Linked DNA regions of Mus musculus: region 1 is linked to region 2. A link is a loop called in an ENCODE intact Hi-C map of the cell type or tissue named here. Cell type or tissue: left cerebral cortex. All regions are shown on one strand. Each heading gives the region's core, and the rest is flanking DNA. Links, peaks and the distances in the headings are about the cores only.

What was found. Hi-C counts contacts between places; a loop is a spot of excess contacts. Peaks named below come from ENCODE experiments on the same cell type or tissue, not always from the same donor. Only the 100,000 strongest peaks of a DNase experiment are listed, where the experiment ranks them.
Region 1: it touches region 2 in a loop (3-fold over the local background); 12 of 42 quality-filtered maps call a loop at or near these places.

Annotation. Positions count from the first base shown.
Region 1 is chr11:35,857,027-35,862,397 of GRCm38, forward strand. Wwc1 (WW, C2 and coiled-coil domain containing 1) reads right to left here. Exons shown (of 23, transcript NM_170779.2): 16 at 4,783-4,923; 17 at 3,070-3,161. Among named protein-coding and RNA genes, the nearest start is that of Rars, 25 kb to the left of the region's middle. In left cerebral cortex, for the core only: no CTCF peak of the experiment used is centred there; DNase peaks (open chromatin) are centred at 549 and 3,142; H3K27ac peaks cover 402 bases.
Region 2 is chr11:35,999,190-36,004,560 of GRCm38, forward strand. All of the region lies in intron 1 of Gm42072 (a long non-coding RNA gene), which reads left to right. Among named protein-coding and RNA genes, the nearest start is that of Gm42072, 4.0 kb to the left of the region's middle. In left cerebral cortex, for the core only: CTCF peaks have their summits at 2,315 (motif pointing left) and 3,911 (motif pointing right); DNase peaks (open chromatin) are centred at 514, 906, 1,077, 1,680 and 4 more places; H3K4me3 peaks cover 268 bases.

The sequences.
Region 1 (5,371 bases), core at 98-5,097, 140 kb before region 2:
CAAAAGAATACAAGATTCCAGTGGCCTGGTATGCTCTTCATCACAGGGAGAGATGGCAAAAGAGTGTGTATGTCAGCAACTCTCACCAGTGGGCCCAGTCCAGCCTGCTGCTTTCTCTCCTGGGCAGTTGAAGCTGTGAATTGCTTTTATAGTTATTTTTAGGTGATGCCAGCGTTTCAGAGTATCCCAGGCTAGCCTTGAACTCATTATGTGGCCAAGGATAACCTTGAAATTTGATCCCCCTTCCTTCACCTCCAGAGCGCATGCACTGGAATTACAGGCTATGTGGCATCGCACCGAGTTCATGGAGTGCTGGGGAATTGAACCCAGGACTTTGTGCATGCTAGGCAAGTATCTATCAACTCACCCACACTCCCCAGCCCATTTTTAAAGCACCTCAATAGAAAGGGCAACGATTATTGAGGCATGAACAAGTACTAAGAAATGTCAGCTCCAGCATCCATAGATGGGACTGTTGATAGAACACAGGCTTGGCTGCTAGTTACTCATGGTCCTTTCATACGCTGCTTTCATACGGTAGAGGTAACTTGAGAGACATAGCGGAAGCTGTGTAGCCACAGCAGATGGTATTTACCATCTGGTCCTGTCCCGGAAACATACGGTGGCCCCTGGAGTTAAAGATTGTAGGGGGAGGCTCCTTCCAAGATCAATTACAGAATTCAGGACTCCAACAATGATAACACAGAAAAGAGGTACTGAGTGTGTCTTCTAGGTGTTGACTGCACTAGAACGTCTGCTCAGCCCCTGTTCATTGCAGCCAAGGTATCCACTAGCAAGCATGGTCTGTGTACACTGAACGCTAGTCAGCCATGATAGCTGACACGTGACCGGTGACAACAGATAAGGACCTGGAGGACCTTAGGCTAAGGGAAAGAAGCCAGGTGCAGAAAGACAAACGCTGCCCCTATCTTTTATGTATGGAATCAAAAAAGTTGACCTCACAGATAAGGAGGGAGAATGGTAGTTGCAAGAGAAGAGAGGTGACATGGTGAGCACCACGTGACTCAGACAGGAAAGTTCTGCCATGCAATTGCACTGTCTGGCTGTGTATAAGAATGATTAAAAGAAACTGGGCATAGTGTAGGCAGGGGTTAGAGGATTATCCAGAAATCTGGTCTGCAGAGTGACTGCCAGGCTAACCAGGGCTCCATAGTCAGGTGCTATCTCAAAAACAGAATAAAAGCTGGAAGAACAAAGTGACCATGACATACTGCAGCTACTAAATTATGAAGCTGTCTCCTGCATGTGTACAATAATTACTTGCCGATTACTTGTGTGTGGGGGTGTTCAAGACAGGGTTTCTCTGTGTAGACCAAGCTGGCCTCAAACTCAGAGATCCGCCTGCCTCTGCCTCCCAAGTGCTGGAATTAAAGGTGTGTGTCACTATCACCCTACTACATGTAGATTTTTAAAAGTATACCTGGATGTGGTGGCACATGCCTTTAATTCCAGCAGTGGGGAGGCTGAAGCAGGTGGCTCTCAGGGCGGGGTTTGGGGTGGGTGGGGGGTGGAGTTCAAGGCCAGTTTGGTATATAGACATAGTGAGTTCCAGGACAGCAGGGACTTTAAAGTGAGACCCTGTCTCAAATGACAACAGACAAATAAAAAACCCTTTACAAAGTCAGCACTGAGACCCTAGCAGAGGTCTTGGCTGCTGCTGCGTGTGGTGCCATCTTGCTGTCCTTGTGAAAGAGTTCGGCAGCATTGAGCCTCATGGTATGGAACACTGTATCACACAGTGGGGCCCGTCTTCTCTATGGAGTAGGTCTTCAGCAAAGCTCGATGCCCCCCGCCCCCAACCCCTGCTTTTCTTTTTAAATATAAGGAGGGGCCAAGCCTTGAAGCTGTTGGTTTTCTCCAGCTCCCCTCTGAGGTGGAGCTAGCTCCTCTGCCTCCGATCCATTCCTGCCTCTTTGCTTCAGTGGCAGAGACTTGATTTTCACATCTAAGCAACAGTGATCATTTCTCCATCTCCCTCACAGTGGAGTGGACAAGGGGAGCCAAGGAGAAACACGTGGAAGGTGCTCTATGTGCCTTGCAGAAGAACTGGGCTGTGAGATACACAAGCATATCCATCTTTAATCTTTCCTGGTGGATGACTGCCTCATGGCAGGGCATACAACGGTCATCTTGTCCTTATAAAGCAGCTTCAATAATGAGGTCTCATGGTGAAGACAGCAAGCATGGGCAGTGGCTGTGGGGTGGGGTGGGGAGGACAAAGCCTGGGTTCCCAGCATCATTGAGGACTGGAAGATTAAATTATTTCCTCCTATTCTTAAGTAACAAAGAAACTCCAACAACTTCCCCCTCTTCCTCTCCTTCTGGCGGTGGGAATTGAACAGAGGTGTGGGGAGTATTCTGCCAGTGAGCTTCATTCCCAACCCAGAATCTTCCCTTTTCTCTTATTCCTTCCATCTATTCCTAGCAAGCAAGTACAATTCTTACTGCACAATTTACGGCAAATGATTTAAATTTAAAATCTATAGTAGAGCTTACATTTTTCTTTTTTTTTCTTTTTTTTTTTAAGATTTATTTATTTATTATATGTAAGTACACTGTAGCTGTCTTCAGACATTCCAGAAGAGGGAGTCAGATCTTATTACAGATGGTTGTGAGCCACCATGTGGTTGCTGGGATTTGAACTCTGGACCTTCGAAAGAGCAGTCGGGTGCTCTTACCCACTGAGCCATCTCACCAGCCCCCATTTTTCTTTTTTGTGTGTCATCTAGATTGGCCTTGAACTCACAGCAATCTTTCTGTATACGTCTCTCAAGTGCTGGGATTGCAGATGTGAGCCTCTGTGACTGTTTTTGCTTTTTGTTTTTGTCGGCTTTAAGCACAAATAAATGTCGGCATACCAAAACAAACAAAAACATCAGGAGGGAGCAAGGCACAGGGGACTCACGGAACACAAACCGGGGAAGGGTTTTAGGTGCCACTGTGCTAAGCTAGCGACTGCAAGCGCAGGTCTTTGATGCTCTCAGGGGAACCTGCCCATGACCTACATGTGGGACCTCTGTGTCTAGCCCCAGGGGATGTGCCACTTACCAGCTGCCCTCCAGCGTCTGGGAGCTGCTTCTTCCCTCCTGCCTCTTCTCTAGCTCCACGGCTGTCTGTTCTAGCAAGGCAGACACAGCGTCCTACAGAGACAGAGTCCGCCAGGTCGGCAGGGATCCTGGGTGCTACCATACCTACCAGGCATCCCAGCCAAGTCACCCTCCTAGAGAACACAGGGAGCATCCCAAAGGCTGGTGCAGCCAAACATCTGGCCTCTGGTCACTCAGCACAGGAAGTATTGTTTTGGTCTCATCAGGCAGTCCGCAGAGCATCTCTCTCTCTCTCTGTGGACCTACCTGGCAGAGTTAGTTTAACAGTGAGAGGACAGCATTATAGATGTGACTGGAGGAGATCAGAGAGTTGTCAGTCAGAGACTTCATGTCACACGAAACATCAAGGACATACGGATCAAGGGAGAGGCAAGCACTGTGTATCTGGTAACAGAGACACAATGGCAAGGGTGTGGGGTGTGGGTGGGGGTAGGGGTAGGGGTGGAGGCTGCACACATAGAGGACGTCCAGAAGGAACTGAGTGGGGTCATTATAAGACTGTGACCTAAGAGAATGACTGAATCTCTCTGACCCACAATTTCTTCCAATCAGCACTAGGAAAGGTCATTGTGAAGATAAATTGTGATGATCTACACAGACCGGGAGCCTGGTAGACAGCATTCAGTAGACAGCAGCTGACATCCAAGCAAAGCCAGAAGGTGCAGCTTTCCCATCGCATCTGCCATCAGCCTCAGCTCTTTGGCCCCCCCCCCCCCCCAACCCCAGCCTGAAACTACTGACAAGTTTTTCCAGGAAGGGAAGAAAGATCCAAAATTAACCAAGGACCAAGATAGGTGGTTTGCTCATACAGAGCAGCTTACTGGACCACACGGCCACCATGGTTTGCAGAAGGAAGCCATGAGTTACAGGCAGCTTATCGGATGCTTGTCTCTTTTGGTTTTGGTTTAGAAACGGGGTCTCTTTGCGTAGCCCTGATTGCCCTAGAACTTGCTTTGTAGACCAGGCTGGCCTCAAACTCCCAGTGATCCTTCTGTTTCTGCCTCTTTCATTACAGGCGCATACTTTCAAATCAAAGCAAAGAAAACATTTTTCAAGTGACTCAAAACGGGCCAGGTGCCATTTACAACTTGCAACAAGGGCTCACTGTATCCATTTCTTCAAAGTTTCCCCAAAATCTTATCAAGCCCCTTACTAGACATGAAAAAAGGTGGGGGGGGGGGGGAGCTCAGAGGCTGAGAGGTGTGACATGTCCCGCCCATCTGTCATCTAGCCCCAAAGGGCCAACTTTTCCTAATTCAGGTTCTCAAGAAAGTTCTATGTTCTATCCCTAGCTTTCTCCTTCCTTCTGCACTTCTTAGATTCAGGTTCTCATGTGTGTTCGGTTGGCTCCATCTCCTGAAACACTCATATATCTTATATTACCCTCTCTACACCACTTTGTAAATACTTCAAGGATTTTTTTATAATATAATATATAATATAAGGTACGATAGAATATAGAAAGAAAGCTATTAGGGAGCTGGGTCATGACCTCTATGGAAGACCATTCTTGGCCCTCTCTTCCCGCCTGTTTCCGTTTCCCCTTACTCTGGGCTCCCCTCCTCCCACACTGTAAGCTTGGTTCCAGTCCATGGGATGCAGCAGGGGTGGGGGTGAGAATGTTGCCCGCAATCAGTTCACTTAGCGCACTTACCACATGGTCTGGCCCTGGAGCTTCTGTTGGCTGGGGCTCCCTGCACTGCTTCTTCAAGTATTTGTAGCTCAGGAGATTGTACCAGCGCGTTGACCTCTCCCCAGACCGGCAGACCTCGGCCAGGCTGATCTGGGCACCTCCCTGTTTGGGGCAAATAAGGTCTCCGTGAGATAGAGGAGGAACTTCCTAATGGGGGTCTCACTATGTTGCCCAGGTTGGTGAGCTTAAGCCACTCAAGGAGTTGGGACTAGGTGCACGTCACCTCACCTATTTATACATCCCATCCCCTTCCCTTTTAAAGATAAATTTGCAATATAACCCAGGCTGGCTTTGAATTCACTACATCACCCACTCACATCCTGAATGCAGCCTCCCGAGTGCTAATTTTACAGCCATTATACCACCATGTTCAGCGTCTATGAATACACATATCTAAGTGTCTTCTGACACGGGTCTTCATGTAGTAAGGCTGGCCTCAAACTTGGTTGAAGATGACATTTACCTTCTGTCTGCCTCCCTAGTGCTGGGAGTATGGATGTGTGCTACCAGGCTCACATGTGGCCCATTTTAAAAACGGGGTTATTTGAGT
Region 2 (5,371 bases), core at 259-5,258:
GAGAGGAGGAAAAGGGGGCTGGGGACAGAACACAGGGGACAATGGTTTTCCAATGGGGAAAGTTATAACATCCTAGGGGACATTTGGAAGTGTCAGAAGGGCTGTCACAGCTGGGTGGGGGGTGGTGATATAAGGTATATAAGTATGGAATCTAGTAGGTAGAGGCCAGAGTTGCTGCTCTCTCTTTCTCCCCCATATCTGTATCTGTATCTGTATCTGTGTCTGCGTCTGCGTCTGCGTCTGTATATATGCATACACATATGCTCATATGGGTATATGATGTATATGTAAATGCAAATGTATAGTGTGTTAGAAACATCAAATCTCTTGTAAGTCACATGCTAGCCTTCCAGAAATGAAAAGCCACCTGACCCCAAGTGTCGCTATCTCAGAGCTTAAAAAAAGATTGCTCTAGAATACAGGATGGTCCAATGAGCAGAGCCTCACTGACAGTTGCCCACAGAGACAGGTCAGCATGCCTCCCAAAAGTGTGAAGGAGAGCCAGATTCAGAAGAAAAGAATGGAGGACTTCCTGTCACACCAAGATGACACGGACCTGTCCAGGGGACAAGCTCCTCTGGCTAGTGTTGAGTGTAGACTTCCTGCCTTCCCTTCCCAGAGGACAGGGAGAAAGGGCGTGCTAAGGGCATGTGGGTTGAGGTTTGCTGGGAAGCTTTGCCGGCTGCCTTTTGGGCTATTCCAGTTTGCTGCAGCTTATGCTTGCAAAGCCTCTCCTTTTCACTCTATGCCCAGCGAGGCTGAGCCAGGGTCCTGCCTTTTTTTCATAGCTCCTCCACTATCGTGTAGCCAGGTGACAGTGCCCCCGCTCCTGAATGGCTGGTTTGTGTCTCCATCCCTACTCCCCCAGCGCCCACCTCCTTTTCTTGAGCACCCAAATGTGTCCAGCCCTACCGGGACAGAAAGGACCAGGAGTGAGTCTGCAGCCCCTGTGTGTTACCTAGGCAGTGATCCTCCTGGGAGTCCTCCCATTTCTCACCAATTGCAACCAGACAATTAAAGGTCTTCCTAGCAACAGAGGGAGGAGCAGGGTCTCTCTGCTGTTGCCATGGTTGCTGGTAAGGATGCAGACTTGGGATGAAGCAATACGTGGAGGAAACCTCTCTGGGAGAAAAAGGCCACATGAGTGTTGGAGTCAAGATGGCACCTTGTGGACTTCCTTTCAGCCCTAGAACCTCCCATGCCTGAAATCAGCCATGCTCGTGCCTTCCTAGTGTTCCTTTAAATTCAGGTTCCGTCACTGATGAGCACAAATCTCTTGGTTAATACCGTGATACCCTTTGGGGTCTGTTTCTAGCCTTCATCCTCTCTTAAAATTTTTTTTACAACAGGAATTTGTCTAATTCCTGTCATTTGTAAACACAACAGATTTCATCAGGCCAAGGGCTCTCACCTCAGGATAAAAACAGCTTTTGTGGGAGATAAGGCCGAGATAAGGGCTTCTGGAGGGAGTGGCCAACCCTGCAGGTCAGAGATAGTTACCAATAGCAGGAGACAGATCCGGCTATGGAGGGGTGGGCTCTGCCTGTGGGGTTTACTCTGTTAGTGGCCTCTCTAGGCCAGTTTCCTCATCTGCCCCCCAGTGTGTGGGAGGTTCAAATGAGGTCAGCTAATTTGAATGACAGGGTCTGTGAATGCATGAGGTCATTTTTACATCCCCCTGGGATTGGGCTCAGAGGGAGAAGAGGCAGAGGAGGGAAGGGGAGAGAGGTTGGAGGTAACGCCTCACTAAATCTAAGGTGGGTGGAGAGCCAGCGATCTTTTTAAGAAGGCTGAAAATAGCTTGCTACAAAGCACTAGCCAGCGGCTTCCTTGTACAAGTTTTTTTTTTTTTTTTTTTTTTTAAACCGCAGGGTGCTAGGGTGAGGTGTTCTTATCTCCACTTCTTAGAGAAGAAGTTGGGGAAAGTGCTCAGACTTAGCTGGAGAGGGGGGTGCAACTGGAATTTCAACCGAAGCTTCCTCTTCATACTTTCTCACACATAGCCCAGGTTGGCTTTGAATTCCCTGTCTGTTGCTCCTTCACCTCTAAGTGCCGAGACTACCGCAATGCTTTTATATTTATTTTAGGAACGAGAAAAAGTGAGGTCACGACTAGGGATGCGAAGGACGTTTGGGAATGTACCCGGCTGGTGCTTGAGAAGCGGCAAGGAGAATCGGTCGGTCTGTTTCCTGGCTGCTATGCAACCGGGCTTCTCCCTATCCAGAGTCTTGTAGCTCACCCCTGAGTTGGAAAGCCTCTCTCGGCAAACAGAGAGCCTAGCAAGATTTAGCGGGAAAGTCTGCCATCTGGTGGCCAAAGGGAGGAGCTCACGGCTTGGGAAAGCGCGGCGTTGGAGAATAGATGTAGACAGCATTTGAAGTGGCGAGGGCTGCGGGAACAGAACAAGGCTGCCTAGCTGTCTCAGCATTCAATGTGGGGCCTGGGTGTGCGCAGGACGGAGCAGAACAGTCCTTATTAATAGTCCCCCACCTCGTCCGCCTCCTGAATAGTGAGTGTCCTTTCCTCTAGGGGCTGGAGAAGGTGAAGGACCCAGAGCAAGGTCTTAGCAGATTTCCTGCTTTTTAGTTCAACTCTTTGGACACTGTCACCAACTCCTAGCTCAGCTCCTAGCCCGAGTCTCACGCCTGTTCCTTCCGCCCGCGGAGTGAGGAGGAATTTATCTGCGTCCCGCCCCTCCGGTTTTTAATTCTGTCCCTCATGCTGCTGGCAAGTGAAGATGCCCAGGGGCTCTACACCTGGCTTCTAATTTAGAGAAATCCTGACTAAATGGGCCTAGGGGCTTCTGTCAAAGGCTCCCAGATGATTCCTGCATCTCGTTCCCTGGTGCTGAGGTGAAACCCAGGGCCTTTGTGCTTGCCGGGCAAACTTCTATTCCTGCGCTACATCTCCCTCATGTGATGTCACAGCTAGCCCCTCTGTAGCCTTCCTACCTTCAGGCGATCTACTTGTACTCTCTCCATTTGTGAGGACTCTGACTCATTTTAGCATCATCTCATTTCCTGGCCTTGTCGGCTGGTGTCTAGATTAGATGTCCATGGAGACAACAGGGTCTTCTCAGGGCTTCTTGCTCTAGTCTGTCAACTTTCCCACCAGCTCTGACCCCACTGTATCCCACGACTGTCTTGGGAGTTCGTCTCACCCCTGACGGAGCGCTTTCTGGGCAAGTTTTATTCATCTTTGCATCGTCCACTTCTGACAGTGCCGGGGACGAGCCGTGCCTGGTGACTCGGGATGTCGATAAATGGATAAATGCTCGAGCTGATTCCGCCTAGTCGGACAGGCAGACTTCAAGTTGCTGAGACCCTCGACCTTCTAAATGTCACTCTTTCTGACAATCCCTTAAGGCCGTGAACACGGGTCAGATGCTGAAAGCACTTGCTGCAGCTGCCTGGACCTGGGAGGGTGGGAGGGGAGGGGCTCTTGACAAGGTGACACACAATGTGCGGGGGGTGTGTGTGTGTGTGTGTGTGTGGGGGGGGGTGAAGTCCCAATCCCCTAATCCTGCCTAGCTGCTGCATGAGAGCTCCCCTCCCCACTCTTCAAAAAAACCAAACCAAACCAAACCAAACCAAACAAAAACAAAAAAACCCAAACCTGTGCTTGGAACAAATATGATAAAAAAAAAACCCAAACAACAAGTAATATTAAGTGTTTACCGCGTTTCATTTAACCCTCAGGTGGCTCACCCCTGAAGCAGTAACACTACTAAGTGAAATGGGCTTTTTTTGATGGGGTGTTAATTTGTATTGAGTTGTCTCTTTAAGCAGCTAATACTTTTTATCTAATTGGTACCTGTAACTTTTTCTGGTTTCTACAGTTTAAAATATTAATTTGGTGTTTTGCCTGCCTATATGCGTGTGGACCATATGTGTTCAGTATCCGAAGAGGCCAGAAGAGGGCATTGTATCCCTTGGGATTAGAAATATTGCTCTGTGGATACTAGGAATTGAACCAGGGTTCCCTGGAAGAGTAGCCGAGTTCTGTAACCACTGGACCATCTCTCTCCAGTCCTCCCTCCCTCACACTAATTTTTTTTTTTTAAAGACAGTCTCACCACGTCTCCCTGGATGGCCTGGAACTTGGTTATAGACCAGGTTGACCTTGAACTCAAAGAGATTTGCCTGTCTCTGCTTCCAGAATGCCAGGTCTAAAGGTGATCACTACCACTTGGCCACTTTCCACACTTTTTGTCCCCTTTTGGAATTCTGAGGATGGAACCCAGGGTCTAGCATAGGTTAGTTAGGCAGGTGCTGTACACCACTGAGCCACATCTCCAGCCTCATTTCTACATTTAGTGGGCAGTTATCAGAACTGGTCCCCAGGCATGCTGATGTCACAGTGTCTATCCTTAGAGAACCATTGGGCTCCAGGACCCTCCATCAATCATTGTCCTAGCTTGAGGAGAGGTAAGGGACTTTTCAGCCAGCCAGGCTTGCTTCTGTCCTCCTAGGATGTACCTCTGTGGTTTACAATGTGGGGCTGGATCCTCAGGGATATATCAGAAAACTAAGGGATATTTCAAAGATGGTGGACCCTAAAGAGAATATGTTCTCTAGCCTGTGAAAATCTTCTGAGGCTACAGGGGCAGAGAAGTCTTGGACTGAGTCCCCATGGTCTGGGGCAACTCCCTGTACCACTTTGCAGGTGCATCTACCTGGTGAGACATCTTCCTCTTTTGTTTCGCAGCTCCAGGTTCCACAGCCCACAGCTACCTCTACCCACTCCTTCTGAGGATGATAACCCCACCCAGTACATCAGAGAGATGCTTCTGGGGCCACGTTCCTTTCTGGGCAACTCCTGAGGCCTGGTTTAAGTGAGGCTAACCACGCCTCCCTTTCTGCTCATAGAGGCCACTTGGAAACTGACTGGATGACCAGGAAGACAGAGCATTGGAGATCTCAGGAGGGCCTCTGGGCAAAGCACCAATTAGCCAGATATCTAGAAGAAGTTATGGACACGGGGTCTTTGAGTCTGATACCTCCACCTTCCAGATGAGTGCTGTTCATTAAGCGGTTCCCACCTGCATGGTGAATGACATGGGAGAGTCGTCTGAAACTCCCGATGCTCAGCTTACCTCCGGATCCTCCTCTGGGGTGCTGATACCTCTCTATCTTAGATTCAAGGCTCCCTCAGCCTCCTCTTCATCTCACTTATGAGACTGTTTCAGCTGCCTCACTACCTGTTCTGCATACCACAGTACAACACTTATGACACTGAAATGAATGACTCCCCTTTGCTACCATTTAAAAGAATCCAGGCCAAATAAATGGGACAGACAGACAGACAGATAGATAAGCAGATAGAAAGACAGGTAGAGAAGGCAGATAGACAGACAGACAGATAAACAGAT